Linked DNA regions of Homo sapiens: region 1 is linked to region 2. Evidence: read pairs that join two places in POLR2A ChIA-PET (ENCODE). Cell type or tissue: MCF 10A. All regions are shown on one strand. Links, peaks and the distances in the headings refer to the core of each region. The heading gives the core; the rest is flanking DNA. Region 1 overlaps MTCL2 (microtubule crosslinking factor 2). Region 2 overlaps MTCL2 (microtubule crosslinking factor 2).

Region 1 (5,371 bases), core at 155-5,154, 77 kb before region 2:
AAGCGATTCTCCTGCCTCAGCCTCCCGAGTAGCTGGGATTACATGCATGCACCACCACACCCAGCTAACTGTGTATTTTTAGTAGAGATGGGGTTTCTCTATGTTGGTCAGGCTGATCTCCAACTCCCGACCTCAGGTGATCTGCCCGCCTCGGCCTCCCAAAGTGCTGGGATTACAGGCATGAGCCACCGCGCCTGGCCTAGTCTGTGAGTTTCAAGGCTTAGCTATAAAAGACATTGTGACTTCCTCCCTGCTCTCTCATAGATCACATGCTGTGGAGGAAGCCAGACGCCATGTTGTGAAGGCACGCAAACAGCCTACAGAGGTCCACATGGTGAGGAACTGAGGCCTCCTGCAAACAGCTAGCAATGACTTGCCAGGCATAAGTAGCTACTTTGCAAATGGGTCTTCCAGCTCATCAGGCATTCAAATGACTGTAGCCTGACTGACAACTGACTGCAACCTCCTGAGACCTTGAATCAGAACTGCCCAGCTCCCAAATTCCTGACCCATAGCATCTGTGGGGTATAATAAATGTTTCGGAATAATTAATTACGCTTCAATAGACAATTGACACACACCTAAAAGTGTCTTTTTTTTTTTCATAAAATTGTTAAAGTCTTTTGTAGAAAAGTTCAATTCTATTTTTCTTCTTTTTGAAGACTGCATTTGTTTCTCAGTGGTCATATCACACTGTGTGGGAGACGCTGAAGTATCAGCAGGCAGCAGCCAGAACACCTGGTGGCCCCTCCCAAGTGACTCCAAACCAGCCAGCTGGCTGTGGCCTCCCTGGGCTCCCCACTTCCCAGGCAGCTGGGAGTGGGGAAAAGTTAGGTTTCAGATCCGCTGGGGCCCCCACCCACCTCATTAGAAAAATCAGAGAGGAGGCCAAGTCCACAGCAGCTGTTCATATGACATACTTTATTTCCAATCTACAACCATTAAAAACGCTTTATAAGTTTACACTGTACAGTTATTCTCATGTCTGAAATAAGACACAGGGGCAGGGAGAGCTGGTGGATTGGACTGCAGTTGTCCTAGCACCCGATCCATCCTAGGAAGGAGCCTTTTGAAGACAGAAGTGGAAAGGAGAGAATAGTGGACAAGAGAGGTGGACAGTTGGCCCAAGGATGCCCTTGGTCCCTTCCCTCCCATGGGCCTTGCCCTGGGGGTCCCCCAGGGCCCATGACTGCAGGACCCTCACCAGGAAACCAGGCTGAGTGGGAAGGGGGTTCACAGTATTGGCGGGGGCTGGGGAGGGGCCAGGATGAGGAGGAAGGGCAGCTTCTGGCTCTCTTCCCAGCTGCTGGGGGTTGGAGCTGTTTTTTGGCACTGTCTACAAGGTATCCCTGGGGTTGGGAGGAGGAGGAACTGGGGATTTAGGATGCTTTCTTTGTGGAGTTAAGATTTCTTTCAGTTTGAAGAGGCGCTATCTGGCCTATGGTGAGGTTCCCAAGGGAGAAACAGTCAGGGTCTTCTGCCTCCTGCCTCCCCAGGACTCCCACCCCCTCCCTGGCTGGCACCATCCACACAGCCTTTTGTAAAACCAAGACAAGTGAGAGAGGTGAGCAGGAGCAGGGAAACAAACAATGTGTGCTTTCTCCAGGCCCTTCAACTTCTCTTCCTCTTCCAAGAGGAGCGACTATAGGGTTGGTTTTTGTTGGTGGTGGTTCCCAATCTCAGGAGTCCAGATAAGGCTGGTGTTTTCCACCTGTTCTTGGCCTAGCCAGTCCCAGTCCCTCCCCAGGCTCTACTAATGGCTAGCCCAGATCAGCAGTTGGCATATTCTTATGCGTCAGAATCATTTGGAGGGCTCCTTAAAACCCCAGCTTGTAGGGCCCCACTCCACAAGCTCTAATTCAGTGGGTCTTGGGTGGGGCTGCTAATCTGCACTTCTATCAAGTTCCCAGGTGATATTCCTGCTGCTGGAATGCAATACAAGAACCACTGGCTGAGAATGGTGCCCGCAGTCACCTCATTCTGAGCAGCCTGGTGTCTCCTGGGCAGCACTAAGGAGCTGGGCCACAGCTGGCAAAGCCCAGCCTTGGGGCACCACATCACCTGGGAAGCTGCTGGAAATGGTCTTGGGGTGAGTCCCCCGTGCAGAGAAGTAAACTAAGGCACAGAGATCAGTGGCAGAGCTGAGAGAGGAGCCAGGATACCAGGGCCCAGTAGAGAAAGGATGGGGCTGCAGGACCCTACAGCATGAGGGGTGCTCTAGGGACCACAGGGCCATCCTGGTGCTCATCACAGGATCACAAGACTGGGAAGGTAGGAGAAGTGAAGACATCTGCCCAGACCTGGGCCAGGTTTCCAGATTGCCAGCTGAGGTCCCTCTTCTTGGGAATGGTTTGAGTGGCTTCCAAATAAAGAGTGACAAGGCAGCCAGCCCTGACTGCCTCAGCCCTTCAAAGATGTTTAGAGAAAACCAAAGGTCCCTTCCTCAGGGCATGGTGTCCAGAAAGCTGGTGAAGGGCAGGAAGGGAGGGGAGCAGGGCCGTTGGGATAGACAAGCAGCAGAGGAGGCTCCAAGGAGGGTGAGGAAGGAGTGGCAGGGCTGGCATTGGAGAGAAGCCCTGAGCAGGAGACTTGGGCCCAGCATCATGTCCTCAGTCCCCTCAGGACTTGGGTCTGTATATTTTGCAAACTGCAAATGCTGTTGGGTTGGGAGGGGTAAGGCATAGAGTTGGGGTGAACTGTAGATTCTGCCAGGACAAGCAGCTCTGAGAGTGGTGAGGTCCAGAGGAGAATGGAGAGGATGGTTGGATACTGAATGGACAAAGAGATGGATCAATGACCAGAGACAGGGAGAGAAGAACCTGTCAGGCAGCACCTGCTTTACAGTCAAGGCCATCTGGGCCTGGGCAGGGCAGGGGAGGAAAAAGGAGGGATCCAAGCCCCCCCCACCCACCACCACACACACGCCCATTGCAAAGTGCTGGGGCTGCTGCTGGCAGGCTGCTTACAGAGAAGACAGTGTGGCTTAAGGGTGGCACCGGGGGGTTGCTGGGGCAGGGTGAGCCCAGTGAGAAGGGCTGGCAGGGCTGGTGCCTCCTGATGCATTGGAGGAAGAGGCTTTTTTTTGTGTGTGTGAGAAAACACAAAATAAATAAACACAGAACCAGGACACCACCACATTTGAGAGCAAATATCAGAGTTGGGAAACCACAGACGCGGACAGGAAGGCTTCCCTGGTAGGAAGCAGGGGGACAAGAAGCCAGTTACTGAGGTTACGGGAAAATCCGCACGAGGCAGCAGTGCTGGGAAGAACATCCTGGGAGGACTGAGGGCTGAATACTATAGTGAGCTCCGGACCCAGAAGAGGAAAACCTGGCATGGACCAGGGCCACTCCATTTGCTGGCAGGAACCAGCCAAGGAGAAGAGGAGGCAGGAGGACAAGAGGCTTTGGAGGGAGATGATAAAGAAAGAATGGGTGAGTGGTGGGAAGCAGACTGAGCCCAGAGAAAGGAAGGGGCTAAACCAAGATTACAGAAAGTCAAAGCAGTGTCTCATTCACTACTGGGGATGCAAGACCTGTTAGGAGTCAGGAAACCTGGGTTCTGGTCTTGGCTCTGCCTCTGGTTTGCGATGTGACCTTGGGTGAGCCACTGCCTTCTCTGGGCCTGATTCCTCATCTCAAAAAATGAGGGGGCTGGACACAAAAGGACAAATACTATATGATTCTACTTAAAAGAGATACCTAGAATAGGCCAATCCACAGAGAAAAAAAAAAAGTAGAATAGAGGTTACCAGGGACTGGGGACAGGGGGAGTGGGGAGTTACTGTTTAGTGGGTACAGAGTTTCAGTTTAGGATGATGAAAAAGTTCTGGAGGTGGCAGTTACACATTGCAAATGTACTTCGAGACACTTAGAAATCTTTAAAATGGTAAATTTAATGTTATGCACATTTTGCCATCATTCTTTTAAAAAGGAAGGGGTTTAGACCAAATTATGTTATGGCCTCCTTGCTATTCATGAAGACTAGTGAAGGGGGTGAGGAGAGTATTGTCCCCCACCCCAGGGCCAGGGCACTGAAAGGCTGGGCTGGGGACACTGAGTGTGATCAGATCACTTTCCATTTGTGTAGAACCTTACACTTTTCCAAGGAGACTCGCAGGCACAGTGTTGCAGTTGGTCCTCACCACAGTTACATGGGGTGGGACATTATCCTCACTTTACAGATGGGGAAACTGAGGTATAGACTAGAAACATGATCTCGCCAAGGTCAATCACGTTGGTGGATTATTTATTTTTTTAAATAGTCACCTGGAAAACATCCTTGCATCTTAGGTTCACCCGTTGACTCACCAACTGGCTCAGTGGCCCTTGATGAAAGGATACATGCTATAAATTAGTAGAAGAGTTCGTCTCCTGGGGCCAACATGCTTGCTTCCCATAATTGGATGATAAAAATTATAAATCCTGATGTGTTTCTCTTTTTACCAATGGCTGTCAGGAAACTCAAGAGTAAAACTTAATTGCATGATTATGGGAATTACACCAGTTAGATTTACAGAATAATTTCTCTTGCTTTTTTACTTCTTATTTTTATTTTACTGAACCCCTATGATTAAGATTGTAAATAGCCTCTGATGCTTTTTGAAAATCCTGAGTAATTAAATCAGTTTGGTTGAGGACTCGATCCCTTAAGTCCCTGCTCAGTGCTCTTTTTAAGATACAGCATCATGTTTATTGGTTAAAAGAAAGATGAGGCTGGATGCCGTGGCTCACGCCTATAATCCCAGTACTTTGGGAGGCCGAGGTGGGTGGATCACCTGAGGTCAGGAGTTCAAGACCAGCCTGGCCAACATGGTGAAACCCCGTCTCTACTAAAAATAAAAAAATTAGTCGGGTGTGGTGGCACACACCTGTAATCCCAGTTACTCGGGAGGTTGAGGCAGGAGAACTGCTTGAACCTGGGAGGTGGAGGCTGCGGTGAGCTGAAATGGCGCCACTGTACTCCAGCCTGAATGACAGAGCAAGACTCTGTCTCCAAAAAAAAAAGAAAAAGGAAGATGACCTGGCACGGTGGCTGATGCCTGCCTGTAACCCCAGCACTTTGGGAGGCTGAGGAGGGCAGATCACTTGAGCCCAGGAGTTTGAAACCAGCCTGGGCAACATAGGGAGACCCCCTGTCTCTAAAAATAATAATAATAAATAATAAATAAATAAATAAATAAAATAAAAAATAAATCTAAAAAAACTTAAAAAAAGAAAGATAGCCTAATAATCAGGGCCACGAACACCAATGGTGTGGCCAATAGTGCCTAAGATCCCCCGGGGAGGGCTGGTTTTATTTTTTATTTTTTTTGAGACAAGTCTCATTCCGTTGCCCAGGCTAGAGCGCAATGGCACAATCTCGGCTCACT
Region 2 (5,371 bases), core at 216-5,215:
CATTGACAAGCGTTTAATGCGTTCCAGACACCGGACTGAGACAGAAAAGCCATTATCTCTTGCTCAGTGATGATCCTTAGAGGCAGGCACTATTATTATTTTATCCCCATTTCACAGACAAGCAAACGGAGGCCCAGGAAGATAAGGTCTACGCAGCCAGTCAGGAGTGAGCCTCCCAGATCCGTCTGGTACAGTTCTGCACAAGAGACACTACAGATGCTCTATCAGGGAGGGGTGTGTGTGTGTGTGTGTGTGTGTGTGTGTGTGTGTGTGTGGTGGTTGTTGTTGGTAAGAGACCACTGCCCACCAAGGCCACATCTGGCTTGTCACTGTTGTCACTCTCCCATTCAAGGCCTTACCTGGCAGAGCAGGGAGATATCCACAGGCCCTACGGCCTCTGGGGCATTCGTGTCAGGAAGCGCCTGACAGTTTCCTCCCATCCTTTCCATGTGAACAGGAAGGAAGGCAGCATCTGGACCTGGATGTGTTTAAAACATCCCCCAAACACCCTCTGGGTTGCAGCGAAATCTCAAAAACTCAGAGCAGGGGTCTGAGGTCTTTAGGGATAGAAGGCAAAGCTCCAAAGAGAGTGGCCCAAGGCCACAAAGCCTGAAGCTCCAGGACACCCCAGCACTTCACACCCCTGCCATTCCCCCTGCCTGGCATCCTGGAGAGAAGCACAAGACCCCAGTCTTGCCTCTTGCCACTTACAGGCTGCATGACCTCTAACAAGCCCCTTAACCTCTCTGGGCCTTAGTTTCTCCCTTTGTAAAAGGAAGGAGCTAATTACCCTGGAAGGTCCCTGCCCTCATGCAGGGAAAGGTGGGGCAGTGATGGCATGAAACCTATCATTACCCCATTAATAATCTAATCAACATCGTGGTAAATGCCCCAAAGGAAGCTCCAGGGAGCTCCAAGGTGTCTGACACAGGAGCCTGACCTGGGGAGCTGCTGCTGGGGCTGAGCGCTCAAAGGTGGAGGAAGAAACCAAGGGAAGGAGCCGGGAACTGCAAGCACAAAGGCCGGATGGGAAGAGCAAGAGCACGGGACAGAGGCCGGGGTGTGTCCAGCACCCGCAGAGCTTGGGCGGGGCAGGGGTGGGTGAGGCTGTGGGAGGCAGGACCACACAGGCTGCTCCACCATGGGGTAGGGTCAAGGAGAGGCGGGGAGGGGAGAGGCTGGTGCAACTGACTCGAGCCCAGAAGACCCAAAGCAGGCCTGGGCCCCAACCAGAGTAAAGATGTTCAGCTGATCCAGCCTAGCTAGGGAACCCCAGAATTTTTTTCATAGAGGCTGAGCTTTTCCTTGTGGCTCAGGCAGTGAGAGATGATTCACCTCCATTTGAGAATGAGGGGCCGCCAAAGGTGTCCTTCCATTAGCAAATGTGTATCACCAGTTACTAAGCTGGAGGCACTAGCCTGGGCCATTCAGGGAAGAGTGACACGACGCCGTGGGGGAGGGAAGGGGGGACACAGACAGGGATATACGTTTGGGGGTGCCCAAAATGCAGTGCAGCTCTGTGCATAACACTCAGACTGATGCCCCAAGCCAACACCCACAGAGGGACACCCAGAGCCAAGCACAGCCCCTGTCATCAAGCACCCAGCTTAACCTGGGGTCACGGGGGTCACACCAGAGCCAGATATAACAGGCAAGCGCCAAGTGCTGTCGGGTCCTTCCCAGGAGCCAGACCTGGCTAATGGGACCCACACCTGCACACTTTCTCTTACGGAACCCTCACGGCAACGTGCGGGGCAAGGACATCCACATCCCCATTCTACAGATGACGAGACCGAGGCTCAGAAAGGGAAAGCTCAGAAAGGAAAAGGCAGAGCTGGGATTCCAGCCCAGTCAGCTTGGCTCCAGATCACAGTGCTCTCTCCCAACCACCCTGGACCTCGGAGAACAAAGGGCTGGCCTGCTGCTTCCACCTGCTCTGACCCCTGCTGTGCCTCACTACCGCAAAGCAGGTAGATGCAGTGCTGACTGAGGCCTCCAGTGATGCCAGGGTCAGCCTGGCATGGAGCACCCCAGCTCCAAGTTCCTTCCGGCACCAAGGGGAGTGAACGTGACCATGGATGAGGTCATGCATGTGGGGACTAGGGGAATGACCTCAGTGAAAACCTTGGCTGCTGGGCAGGCCCTTGCTTGAACTTAGCTGCGCCCCTTTCCTAGGGGACTCTCTCTGCCCCGGAGGCTATGCAAGACACGGGGCCTCCTCCCCTCCTCTGTGCCAGGATGGTGCTAGGTGCACAGAACATCTGAGCTGTCAGCCTCCCAAGTGCCCCACTAGAAAGGATCACATCCCCATTTTACAGGAGGAAGACGGAGTCTTGGTGAGGGGTTTGCACAGGGACAGCATGCACACGGAGGAGGTGACACAGTGAGGTTTGGCTCCAGACTTGACTCCAGAGGTGGAGTTGGCCCCTAGACCACACAGCCTGGCTCTCCTCCCTCCCCAGGCCTCTCCGGCAGGGCAGGCCTCAGGCCCAGGGCTGCAGACACATAAAAGGAGGTGGCTGCAGCTTTGCTGCAACAAGACCACTCCCAGCAAGGTGCTCCCTTGGCTTGGCATTCAATGCCCTTCCCAAGCCAGCCCAACGCCCCTTCCCAGACTCTCCCCATCCCTGCCAGCTCCCACCACTCCCTCCAGCTTTTCCGTTTCAAGCCTGTGGTCCACCTCCAGGCCCTGCCTACTGCCTTTCACTTAATTGTACACATATTTATTGAGCCCCTACAACATGGCAGGCACTGTTCTAAGAGCTGGGCACAGAGACAGCCACTTGAGGCTAACTCCCCAGCTCCAAGGACACCTCCTCCTCCAGGAAGTCTGCCAAGTCCCTCCTCTGAGCTCCCATAGCTCCTCTAGCCACCTCTACCCTTGCCTCCATCATTCCCCAGCCAGAATGGGGCACCCTTTATAGATGGGAGTGGCATGGCCCTCTGCAGCCCCCAGCAAGGGAACAGGGGGAGAAGGGGGAGATAGGGCCAGCAGGAAATTCCAAGGAGATTAGAAGGGAGTTGCCCCCGGGCAGTGTTTCTTCTGTGGGCAGCTCGACAATCGGTCCACTTCACTCAGCCCCACTGGCCCTGGGCCCAGGAGCTGGGCATCAGGGACCTGGGGGACTTCGGTGTAGCTTCTTCTGACTTCAAGACCTACCACCCCCATCCACCCACCACCCAGGACCCCAAGACCCCCAGCTCCAGAAGGTTACAAAGTCAAGGCCCTGGCCACACTCCTTAGTGTTCCCAGCAGCCTTGTAGAAGTAAGTCTAGTGAGCCACTGAAAACAGTAGTAGTTTGTACACATTAGCTCCAGGGAGACACAGACCAGGATTTCCTGTTTCTGTGTGTGGATGAAATGTCACAGCGTGTGTGTGTGTGTGTGTGCGTGCGCGCACGTGTGTGCGTGTGTCTAGGTTCCCTGGTTTGAGAGCCTCTGGCTCCTGTGGGCAAATGCTACATGCCTAATGTTTGCATGCCAGACTGTGCTGTGTCCCTGCTGATGTGCATGTGGGAGTCCCCTTGGTGGGTGTCTGTAAGCCTCGGGTAGGTGTGCAAGTCTCTGCTGCTCTCTTTGTAGAAGAGGCAGGGGAGGTACCCGGGTGGTGAGCTTGTGCCTGGGCCAGCCTGGCAAGGGTAGATGTGCAGACTTCTGTGGATGCTAGTGTGTGTGTATAACGTCTGTGTGGGTTTGTGTCTCCGCCTACATGTGTACTTCTGATAAGTCTGAGTGTGTCTGCAGGATGTCAGTCTGTCTCTGGGACATATCCGGGTGTGTCTAGGGGTGTAAGATGTGTATATGAGAATGTGTTTCTGACGTGGGGGTTGCAGCAGGGTCTGAGCCTCCGTTGTGTCTGTTTGGTGATGTGTGCGTGTGATAGAATGGGAGTTGTGTGGCTGCATGGGTTTGTGCACTTCTCTGAGTGAGTATCCTCTCTAATCTGTCTGGAGGCGTGCTTCTGAAAGCATCCAACACCAGCGAGTCACTGGATGGGTCTGTGAGATGTGTGCAAGTGGCTGTGTGTCTCTGAGCTTGAGCTGTGAACAGTATATGTGCATTTGTATGTGCAAGACAGAGTATGCCCAGGGACACAGGCTCAGCCCCAAGGAGGCTGCGGCTGGGACTCAGGGTAAGGAGCAGCCAAGAGCTTTGCTGACTGTGGTGACCTCCTCTCCTCCACCCAGTGACAGACTAGAGTCCTCCCCCTGTAGCTCCTGGGAGCCAAGAAGAGAAGAGCTACATGCAGAAGCCTACTACGTGGCCACTGGGTCCAGACACCCAGCACAGGGCCTGGTACCCAGGAGCCACTGGGGAAATATGTGTTGAATGAATGAATGAATGCCTGGAGGAACGGATAAGGGATCGGCAATGACTGGGACACACTAACACTCACTGTGCACTCCATCTGCGTCCTCACATTGAAAAGGGTCCTCACGGCCCTGGGCGGGCGTGCTTGTCCCCCATGTTACAGAAGGAACAATCTCACACACATGCACACACAAACATCCTCCACTAACCCCCACCTCCCCCAGGCTCCGGGCCCCCAGCATGCCTTAGCCTAGAGCCTGGCCCATGACAGGATTCCTCTCACCAAATGTGTCTCAGCCTAGACACGCTAGTTAACAACCAAAAGCTCACTGCTCTGGTCACACTGCAGAAAGAACAGGCCCAGAGTTAGACAAACCTGGGTTGGAATCCTGGCTATGTAATTTAGAGCCTCCATTTACTGATCTGTAAAATGGCAAGTGGGGATGGATTAGGTGCTTCCTCCAGGCCCTTCTGAGCTGACATCTAGACTGGCTGCACTTCACTCACATCTAGAATCACCAAGGAGGGAAAACACACACACACACACACACACACACACACACACACACACTGGCTGCACTTCACTCACATCTAGAATCACCAAGGAGGGAAAACACACACACACACACACACACACACACTGGCTGCACTTCACTCACATCTAGAATCACCAAGGAGGGAAAACACACACACACACACACACACACACACACACACACACACACACACACACACACACACACGGCAGGGAAGGTGATCACACCTTTCCGTTCTCCCTGGGGCAGCTACTGATGTATTAACATTCTAAAACTAAGGAAATCCACCCTCCTGCATTCTCCCAGTTCCTCCAAGAATGAAGACACAGACATCCTGTCTGCCTATTGGCTATGAATAATAACAATTCCTCAGGCGACTTGGGTTCACTGCTTGCAAAATGTTTTCTTGTCTATTCACACTTCCCTGATTCCTGATGACCATCGTATGAGGTTGTCCAGGCAGGTTCCATCACCTTTACTTATTTTTTTTTGAGACAAGAGTTTCACTCTGTTGCCCAGGCTA

What was found. ChIA-PET counts read pairs that join two places held together with the same protein. Peaks named below come from ENCODE experiments on the same cell type or tissue, not always from the same donor. Only the 100,000 strongest peaks of a DNase experiment are listed, where the experiment ranks them.
Region 1: POLR2A ChIA-PET joins it to region 2 with 5 read pairs; 17 of 35 experiments call an interaction of 5 or more read pairs at or near these places.

The regions. Positions count from the first base shown.
Region 1 is chr20:36,776,541-36,781,911 of GRCh38, forward strand. MTCL2 (microtubule crosslinking factor 2) reads right to left here. Exons shown (of 15, transcript NM_080627.4): 15 at 907-5,371. It overlaps LOC124904894 (a long non-coding RNA gene), which reads left to right. Exons shown (of 2, transcript XR_007067574.1): 2 at 265-552. Among named protein-coding and RNA genes, the nearest start is that of DSN1, 5.5 kb to the left of the region's middle. In MCF 10A, for the core only: no CTCF peak of the experiment used is centred there; no DNase peak of the experiment used is centred there.
Region 2 is chr20:36,853,469-36,858,839 of GRCh38, forward strand. All of the region lies in intron 1 of MTCL2 (microtubule crosslinking factor 2), which reads right to left. Among named protein-coding and RNA genes, the nearest start is that of MTCL2, 7.4 kb to the right of the region's middle. RefSeq lists enhancers at 1,150-1,650, 2,153-2,653, 3,658-4,159, 4,160-4,660. In MCF 10A, for the core only: no CTCF peak of the experiment used is centred there; a DNase peak (open chromatin) is centred at 2,843.